2 separate regions of the Homo sapiens genome follow, and region 2 is linked to region 1. Evidence: read pairs that join two places in POLR2A ChIA-PET (ENCODE). Cell type or tissue: CD4-positive, alpha-beta T cell. All regions are shown on one strand.

Region 1 (5,000 bases):
TTCTTTTCTTAGTATTGTTACACAGGGAGATTTAGCATGATAGGTTCACTATACAGTTCCCTGGAATCGAAGATACTATGAGATGATTGGTAGAAAAGGAAAAGGATGATGTCATCTTCACTTACAAGCCAAACTAAAGGAAAAGAGAATTTTGTTCCTTTACTGAGTTGGTGTTTACTACAGTAGGTCTAACATATGGCACTAGTGGATTGCATTTCTCACACTGGGCAGCAGTTTTTTAAAGCAGCTAAGAGATGGCTGTCTCCCTTGCCCAGCTTGAGGTCCTTCTTTGTGTGTTGATCAGCATGATTTATAAAAAGGGGGAAAGGTGTGCATTAAAATTTTGCTTTTTGATTCGGCTATAATATATTCTGTTGGTACTATACATGAATATAATTACTGTCTGGTGTTGAAATTCTTGGTATTCTTGAATCTTGCTACTGATATTTATGTGTAAAATACTCATCTTTTAGAAATTTTATCTTAAGTGAAAGTTTGTCTTCATGTACATACAAAGTACCTACTATCATTTTTCTGTTTTAAAGAATGATTAACATTAGATTTTAATTAATGTACAATATTAAGTATCAAGTGGAATTCCAACTCACGTATGATTGATTTAAATTAAACTGAAAAAAAAAAAAACACATTGGTGCTTGAAAACCAACCTGTATAAATATTGCATGTTTTATGTTTAGAAAACTAGTCATGCTTGTTTGCATTTGTGAGATTTAATTTTATATTTAAATGCGGGTATTGTGTATTTTGGTATTGTGTCTTTTGGAATTTTGGCAGAAAAACATTCTTAAAAGCTTTATGAAAATCTAAATAATTACATATTTTGAAAGCATAACTTGTCTTTGTTCAAAATTATACTTAGTTTAACTTAAATTCTAGTTTTATAAGTAGCAGTGTAATTCAGATTGGCAGCATAGTGTTGTTCAGAAAGTGACTCAGACTTTTCTCAAAGATATTGAAGAACTTATTTTTTTTGTGCTTAACAACAAGATGTTTCTTCTGCAGTCAGTGGAGTCCTTTGTTAAAAGACCTGTCTCCCAGGTAACATCTCCTCTTATGTTGCACACCCCATTTTCCCCAAAATAAAAGTGTTAGGTAAATAAAGCAAAATAATTATATTGCTTTGATTTGTTCAGTGATTGTTTTTCTCATAATTTTGCCGCCTGGAGGTATAACTAACTATATTTTACTATTGGGAACTGTCTTTCTTTGGCCACTAGGAGCAACCATTGCAAGCTTAGTTGGAGTATCTAATGCCTTGTAGCAGAAGCATGAAGAACAAGGATGGGTACTAGTGGTATTGTGTTTCAGATGGAAGAGGGTGTGGCAAAATTAAAATCTTTTTCTGTAATTTCTATAGAAAAATGGGGCAATTTTTTTTAGTCCACACTCACTCTGGAAGCAGGTTTAATCCTTTTCTTTGATTTCTTCTGAGTGAGTTTTGCTGGCTTCTTGTCTTTTTCTAGGAATTCAGCATTGGGCTACAGGAAAGTACCATGTTGTGTAGATTATTCTTTCTCAAAGAAGTAGGTGCATGCTGCAACTATTGGTGTACATCTGATTTTTTTCCAGCTTCCCTTTGCAAAATGAAATTCTATTGTTTCCATTTAAATTTACTATCTACCTACAAATCTTAGTACTAGTTTGTATATTCTTAATGTTAATTTAGAGTGATCCTGAAGGTTATATCTTTCAGAACAGTTATTTGATAAATAGCAAATTTTGCAAGCAGAAACCCCTTGTTAACAAATACATGTGACATCTGAGAACCTAGGCTGCCTTGTTTATTTGGAATGCAATGGTATCTTATCAGAGCTTATAATTTTACCTTGGGAGGACAATACTGTATTACATTTGAATAATAATAGGAAATATGGCTTCCCAAATATAGCTGTGTATCAATGTACAGAATTAAAAATCAAAATGGATTTTTAAAACTGTGAAGTAGAAAGGGTGCTCAAGCCAATTTTTTTCTTAAAGAATTTAGCTTGCTGACGTGTCTCATGGAAAGGAGGATGGGGTGTGTGTGTGTGTGTGTGTGTGTGTGTGTGTGTGTGTGTGTGTATGTTTTCAATAAATTGCTCTTGGGGCTACATCTGCAGATACAGTAGCCAATTGATCTAATGCAGTTTCTGGAGGCTTTCTGTACAGGTGATGTCATCCTTTTAGCTCTATTCTCCTCCCACTCTCTTTCCTTCTTATTAGATATTTCATCTTACTGCAGAGCATAGAATCAATAGGAGCTTCTCCTTAGGGAGCTGCTTTGAAACAGGCAAGGACAGTAGAAATTAAGACACTAACATTCAGTCTTGCTTTAGCAGAAGATATAATGGTTTTGTACCATATTATATAAAAATGTTTAACCAGAAAAGCTAGACTTAAATCAACAGTGCTGTTTTACTGATACATTAGAATAAGGAACAGTGCTGCAGAGCTGTAAACAGTGCATGTGAATAGAGAAAATAATTACAATTTTGGAGATTCTTAGACATTCTACAGGACAAACCTGTTACGGCATATATCATCTAACTGCCATTTGCTCAACTTTTTTTTTTTTTAAACCTCTGGAGGTTAAGAATATAAAGAAGAAACTTTAATCTTCAGGATACAATGTTTGCTTTTGATGCAGAAGAATCACTGCAGTGCTTGTTCTACAGAATGAAATAAGTTGAAGAAAAGACAAAGCTATATTACAGAGAGGAAAGGTTTCACGGAATCCAGGAACACAGATTTGGTGCATGTTGCCTGATTTGCTTTGACTGATACCGTATTAACTGTTGTGCTACCACTCTGCATGTCTGTGCCAGGTGCCTGAGGCCGCATGTATATGTCTGTATATTCTGAGCCAGAATTGTAAACATCTTCATTTACTGTGATTTGCTTGTTAAAGTGAACGTTTTAATTTAGAACAATACTGAAAGCTCCTGATTTCAGTTTTAAAAGGGGTTTGGAGAGGCTGCCTTTATATAAACACTGCAGTGGTGTATGATTTGTAAAAAGAAACTTAACAGAATTTTATCACCGTACTCATCACTGTAGCTCTGGTTTGAAAAGGAAACTACCCTTTCCAGCCTAGGAAATGGCTTTTCTTGTTCGCTGTTATGCCAATTGTCTTCAGCCATGGGCCTCCAAAGTAAGTAATTGTTATTTTCTTAGCAATTGATTTAATCCAGTTATTAAATTTTATTTTGAACTGTAAATGAGCTTTATTGCGCTCTTTTCTAAACTTTAAAAATAAGAACTACAAAGTAGTCTTTCTCATTGCCATTTTTTTTTAATTTAAATATCTAAAACATTCTAACGTGACCTCTAAGAGATTTGAAAGGTGCGTTTTAAATCTGTAGACTTAAAATGCAGTGCATTTGAGATGTACTCTCTTCAGACTGAATTATTTTTTGATTATGGCTATTGCTGTACTTATCAGTGATCATACTCTAACTTGCTTCATTTTCTTAAATGGTTGATATATTTAGGTATGTTAGTCTAATTGCCAGATTATATGACATTTTTCATTAATATGATGCTGTCATAAATTATGATTGAATTGTGCTATTTTACAATTGAATTGTGCTATTTTACAAAGATTAGTTGATAATTCTTGAGCAGTGAAATAATATGAAGAAAATACTCATGAAAATCAATTATATGAAAATATTTAAATAATGATTCTAAGTATTTTCAAGATAGTAAACCATTAGCAGCTGGAGACTATTTAAGGTCATCTATCATACTTGTCATTTTTAAATAAACATAATAACTCACAAAAAAGCAAAGTGCTATACAACCTTCCAGGCTAGGTTGTAGGAAAATATATACTCTAATTCAGTGAGTTTTATTATACACAGTGGCTATTTATATAGTCTGTAATTTGATGCCACTCAAGTTATCTTTCCTGTCTCATGTATGTATTATAAAACAGTGTTTTTTCAAAACATTTAAATTGTAACATTTATTAAGATTTTTTATGGTTCTCTTGCATACAGACAGGCACAATAGAGGCACTTCTTAGTATGGTCTGAAATCATGTCTTTGTTTCAAGGTTGTCCTGTTGATGGTGACTAAGGAAGAAATCCTATGATAGCATCGTGGTGTTTTTCTGTTTTATCTGGCCTAGCTCACTGCATGTCTTTCTTAAAGGCAGCTTCTGGAAAGACATTTAAATTCACTGTCCATTTGGCAAACAGCTGATTGAAATGTAAATAGATGAAAAGAAGCCTAGGTACACAATGTATTTGTGCTATTATCTGGCTAAGGCTTAAATGGCCTTTTTAGTGAAAATGACACCTATATGGCCCAAGCATTGCTGATGCTTGATAGCTGCACTATACTACAAAGGTTTAAACCACTTGTAGAAAGGAAGTGAGTGAGACCGTGTAAAAAAAACTTTAAAGAAAATTAAGAATGAGATATAGGGGTTGTTTTTTAAGGTAACCAGCAAAATAAAATAGCCTTTGGAATGCTGATAGCCAACTTTTGATCCCAGATTTAACAAATATGGAAGAGTCAAAATTTCAAAATCAGCTTCTAAGGTTTCATGAAATGCCAGCAAACATTATATGAGCAGGATTCTGGATTGGTACTCTACTGTGTAAATCAAGTATTTGTAAGAGTACATGTCTCCATCCCCCTTCCCTCATGTTACTGTTGATGAAATTTTGACTCTGGATTGCAATTAAACACATAAAACTTAGAATTTTGTTATACTTCTTTTCATTTTCCAGTACATTTTACTGGTTTTATTTTTGTTCATGTATTTTTGCCTATGCTACTATGTACTTGCATTTTACTACTTCTGAATTCATTAATTTTCTTGCTAAAATAAATAGTCGTATTAGCATGGTTCTACTGGGGGTTGGGGAAGAATGAATCATAAATGCCTTCCTTTATATTTACTCTTAAGATAATTGTTTAGTTCAATATAAAATAATAAATCCAAAGTCTTTTTTCTTTAGCAGTTTGAAAAAGTTACTACACTGTCTTCT
Region 2 (5,000 bases), 310 kb after region 1:
CCTTCACTCCAAGAGTAAGGAAACCAATGCAGGGGTACTGGTAGCTGCTGAGTAAGTCTATTCCAACTAAACATGCCAGAATTGGATAAATAACCACAGGGTGAGTTCAACAACCTACTGAACTTGCTGTGAAGCCAATCACAGCCAAAACTTCAATAATCACCTGATCTTCATTCATAAGCCCCTACTCTGGCTGGTGGACCATAGCGGTGCTTTGGTCCTCTAGGAATTAGTGCCAGTTTAAAGCCAGTGTTCTGTAATCTCTACAAAGTTTGGCTATTCCACTTTCCCCAATGCATATCACCCTGGTAAATGAATGACTGCAGGCCCCTTTAGGGAAGGTGAGGAGGGAGATTTATGACATAAACTTTTGGCTATGTATCAGGATTATTCCTTCAGGAACTTGGCCTCCTCTTTATTCAAGGGTCTCTAAATTTGTGAATTGGTTCAAGTGTAGGAATTTGTTAAGGGGCCAAGACTATTGTGTAATTAAAGGCAGACTTCTGCTTATCAAACCTAGAGCTTTCCTGCTTATTCAAATCATACTACATACAAATGATACTAAATTGCTATACTAAAGTGAGACTTCAGTAGACTGTCCACCTAATTCAGACTTGAGACAACCATGAGCAATTAGCTAACACCAAAGATCTCTGCAAGACAATCGTTTCTGGTTACTACTTCGCTTCGCCACCAATTGTGTCAACCATACCCATCCTGTCTTTGGCAATTAAACAGGGCCAGTTGATCCTTGCTACCCCAGGACCAATTATCCTTCGGTTCCAGGTTTCAGTGAACAGCCATGGAAATGGTTAAAGCCACTTTCAGTTTCTTGAGCTAACACATCAAATCAAGAATCTCTGCTTCATGTACCCATAACAATAAATTCGGCCTGATCCTATTTTAAATTCCTTCCACCCTGATCCAACACTCTTGGGATGCCAAACATGCTCCACACATTTTTATCAATCACAATTGGTAAGATCTTACCTTTTTTTTTGGTGTGTTTAGTTCCTTCTCATAGGTCACACTTGGTAACTGACCTCCTGAGGCCTGCTGTGATTTAAATCTGGTTGTAGGTCTAGAAACAATGAGAGATAGTAGGGATAGGTCCTGAGGAGGATTTGTCTCTTACAAAGTCACTCTTCCAGGTTCTTCATGCAAGGGGAGACTGACTTTCTCAGGCAGGGAAGTAGGGCAAGCAAAGGAGCCTTGGCGGAACATAGAGGTCAATGACCAAGCTTCATTCAAATCTTTCTATAGACTCCTCATGCCAATTTCCAAAGTCCCACTTCTTCCCAATCAGTGTTGTACTTGAACAAAAGTGATCCTGTGGGGTTGTAAATTCAAATTGCCTTGTAATTCAATCACCCACAGGATTAGCCTCTGTGTTTGTTTTTCAGAAATCTTGACCTTGCTACTGTATGAGACAGTTTCTTTTAGGACAGTCATAAACAAGTATGTAGCTCTGAATGTCCCTATAACTCCCTGGCTTGTAGGTACGCATAAAATCACCTTAATATTTAGGCCTGAAATCCCGTTAGTTTGAAAGCTCTCACACAAATAACTGTACCACTCTAGACTTCTTTCAAGGTTCTCTCCTATGGACACCTCTCCAGGGTTTTTAGAGGTTGTTACATAGTGTCATGAATCAAGAGAAGCCACTGTGTGTAATGTTCCTTTGCTTTGCTCTGGGCTTCCCCTGGCTCTGGGCCACCACTTCGATTTCAACCAGGCTGCTGCTATCCTCTGAGCTTGGCTCAGGGCTCCACCTAAGCCACTGTTCACACGGCGGCCACTGCTTACCCTCTCTGCCTGCCATGCCCACCATAGCTGCTTCATGTGGACCCCCCATTCCCTGTCTTCCAGTCTGCTGCTTCTGCCTCTAGGTCCCCTGCTGGGCACCCCCACATGGGCTGCTGCTGGCCTGATGCCTTCACTCTACCCAGATGCTGCTTCTGCTTGTCCTGCTGCCTTGTCCTACTCCCTTGCCTGACCTTCTGCTTTGGCTCCTGCATCTGCTGCGGTCACCCTTTTCTCTGTGGCCATTCAGCACGCTTCACTCTTAAAAGAGGCAATGTTGAGCCTCTTGTAAGAATTTTGACTTTCGTTCTGAGTAAAATGGGAAGTTATTGCAGGACTTTGAACAGATGAATGATAGCAGCTGTCTTACATTTATGAAGCTCACTCTGGCTGCTGTTTTGAGAATGGACTATGGAGTTTAAGTTAGAGGAAGAGAGATAGGGAGGAGGTTATTGGGTTAGGCCAGGTGAGAAAGGATGGTGGTTCAGAACAGGGCAGTAACCAAGGAAGTGGTGGGTGGTCAGATACTGCATATATTTGAAGGGAGAACCCAACAGGAACTCTTGACAGACTGGATGTGAGATGTGGCAGAGAGAGAAGATTCATAGCTAACTCTAAGACTTTTGACCTGAGCAGATGAAAGGATGCAGTTACCATGAAGGCTGCAGATGAGGTAGGTTAGAAAAGTAAGATCTGGAATTCTCTATGAGATCTATTCAGTTTGAGATACCCAGTAGATATTCGAGTGGAGATGTTGACTAGATAGTTAGATATGTGAGTCAGGAGTTCAAGAGAGAGGCTTGAGTTGGAGAAATACATTTATGAGTTTTCAGATTAGAGGTGGCATTTATGGCCCAGGAAACAGATGAGATTTTTAAGAAAGTGAGTGTGGAGAGAGAAGAAAAACAGGCTCAGGACAGAGCCTGGGCATTCCAACACTGAGAGGTTAGACAGTAAAGGCCAAATCAGCCAGATACTGAGAAGAAACAGAAGAAAACCAAGAGGGTATGCTGTCCTGGCAACCAAGTGTAGAGGGTGCAACCAGGAGGAGGGAATGATCCGTGTCATAAAATGCTGCTGGTCAGGTAAGATGAGGACTCAGGATTGACCCTTGGAATGATCAACATGGAGGACACTTGCTGGCTTTGATAATAGTTTTGGTGGAGTCATGTGGGCAAAAGCCTTATTGGGGCCAGTTCAAGACAGAGTGGTAAAGGAAAAGTTGAGGACAGAATTTACAGATGGCTATTAAGAAGTTTAGCTATTAAAAAATTGGGCAGTAGATAGAGGGGAAAGTAGTCAAAAAGGGTTTTTTGTTCATTTTATTAAAGATGCTACAAATAATGGCATTGTAGTAGGCTGATGGAAATGATTTAGTGAAGGGTTAAAAACTGGGCTAGGGAGCAGGAACTATTGGAGCAATGTCCTTTACTGGGTGAGAGGAATTAGGATCTAGTAAATAAACAGAACTGAAATAGGCTTTAAAACAGAACAGAAATAGTTCATATATGGTAACAAGTAATTTGGGTGGAGTTTTTATTTTATGTAGAAAATCGCATTTTTTGATCTGAGTTGTGATATTGATCACAAGAAAGCAACAGTGTTTGTTGAATCAATGATAAGACAGCTTCAAACTTGGCAGCTGTGCCCCCCCAGACATCTTCCCAGTACTCATCCTGCAGAAACATGCCTTATCCCAAAAGCGAAGGTCAAGGGCCAGACGACTGAAAACACGCTCCAGGTATTTTTAGGGGAAAGCCAGATAAGGGGCATTCCTGATGGTCTGAAGATGCTCCATATTAGATTAAAATGTCTGGTGGGACTAGAGGAAAGAAAGAAACAATTATGTTTTATAGTCACTTGAGTTCCATATAGGATTGGAAAGGAAGTGAAAAAAGGGGAGAAAACAATTTTCTATTTTTAAGTAAATGGATAGGATGATGATGAGTCAAATTAGCTAAGAAACAGTGCTTGGAAGTAGGGGAGAAAGTAATCTGCTATTTTAAGAAAATGGATGGGGTGCCAATGATTTAATTACATTAGCTAAGAAGCCAGTCAGCATTTATTATACCTTTCAGGGTGAGAGGGCTGGAGACTTGAATCTAGGACAAAGCTGAAAGCTTGGCAGCAGGAGCAGAGTCAGAAGCAAAGGCTGGAGTAAGTGGCAGGATTAAGGTAGCAAATGATATTGTCATTGTGTCTGTCTTTCTATGGGAATCACTGGGAATGGTATTGAGAAGTGAAGGGTGCCATGCCCTCCACTCACATCCTCTTCTGTGTCCACACCAATGCATATCTCACTGTTAAAGAAGACGCTGAGATAAAACAACTGCATAAGGAGCAGATAGTGTGCCATCTGAGGCCAAAACAAGATTGTAGGGAACTCAGCTGACAACATACATGCAGTAGAAATACAAAAGCAAGTGCAGCAGCATGGGAGAGTCTCCACCTCCATTCATTTTATGTTTGTTTAAAATTTCATTTAGTAAAGTCTTAGTTTCTTTGGTTCAATGTCATTATCAAATAATGCAAAGAATAGCTAACATGTTCAGTGCTTATAATGTGCCAGGTGCTGTTCTAAGTAGTTCAAATATATTAATTAATTTCAGGTAGGGACTATTATTCATTCTCCCTTTATAGATGAGGAAACTGAGGGACAGAGGAAGCTGGGGGTCAGCCCAGGCAGTCTTGTAGCAAAAGCCTATGCTTTTAACCAGTATATAAAAATCTATCTCAGGACTTAGAGACTTTTGGATGGCCAAGAACTCCTTACTGACTTCCTGTGTGCTTGTGAAAAATCCATTTCATCTTTGCATTATGAGATTCCATCCCAAATTAGTAAAATTTGAGTGAAAATTTCTTGTCATCACAGATATATTAAAGTAGAAACACTTAGCTGCTCTTTCTTATGAATTCAAACAATTTCTGAAACACTCACCCATGTGAGCATTATGTAATGATGAGTCAGAGCTGTCTGAAAGGTTTGGGAGTGATTTCTTATTCACATTGCTAATTGTTTAATTATGCTAAAATTATATTGACTAAATATTCTTCATATTTAAATGATTTCTGACTTCAGGTATACATATGAATCAATGGTAACTTGCTATATTCTTCTCAATACCAACATTTAACAATTAACAAAATATTAAATTTGTGCAATTCACCTATGGAAAAGAGCTAATGGGAAGTGGGAA

What was found. Peaks named below come from ENCODE experiments on the same cell type or tissue, not always from the same donor. Only the 100,000 strongest peaks of a DNase experiment are listed, where the experiment ranks them.
Region 2: POLR2A ChIA-PET joins it to region 1 with 5 read pairs; 3 of 35 experiments call an interaction of 5 or more read pairs at or near these places.

The regions. Positions count from the first base shown.
Region 1 is chr5:131,530,252-131,535,251 of GRCh38, reverse strand. All of the region lies in intron 6 of RAPGEF6 (Rap guanine nucleotide exchange factor 6), which reads left to right. Among named protein-coding and RNA genes, the nearest start is that of RAPGEF6, 100 kb to the left of the region's middle. In CD4-positive, alpha-beta T cell, a CTCF peak has its summit at 1,252; DNase peaks (open chromatin) are centred at 1,251, 2,811 and 3,081; H3K4me3 peaks cover 2,009 bases; H3K27ac peaks cover 2,454 bases.
Region 2 is chr5:131,221,837-131,226,836 of GRCh38, reverse strand. LOC124901061 (a long non-coding RNA gene) reads left to right here and starts at 2,366. Exons shown (of 2, transcript XR_007058932.1): 1 at 2,366-2,476. It also overlaps a transcript of CDC42SE2 not described here. RefSeq lists enhancers at 1,907-2,006, 2,367-2,426. In CD4-positive, alpha-beta T cell, no CTCF peak of the experiment used is centred here; DNase peaks (open chromatin) are centred at 1,716 and 2,216; H3K27ac peaks cover 819 bases.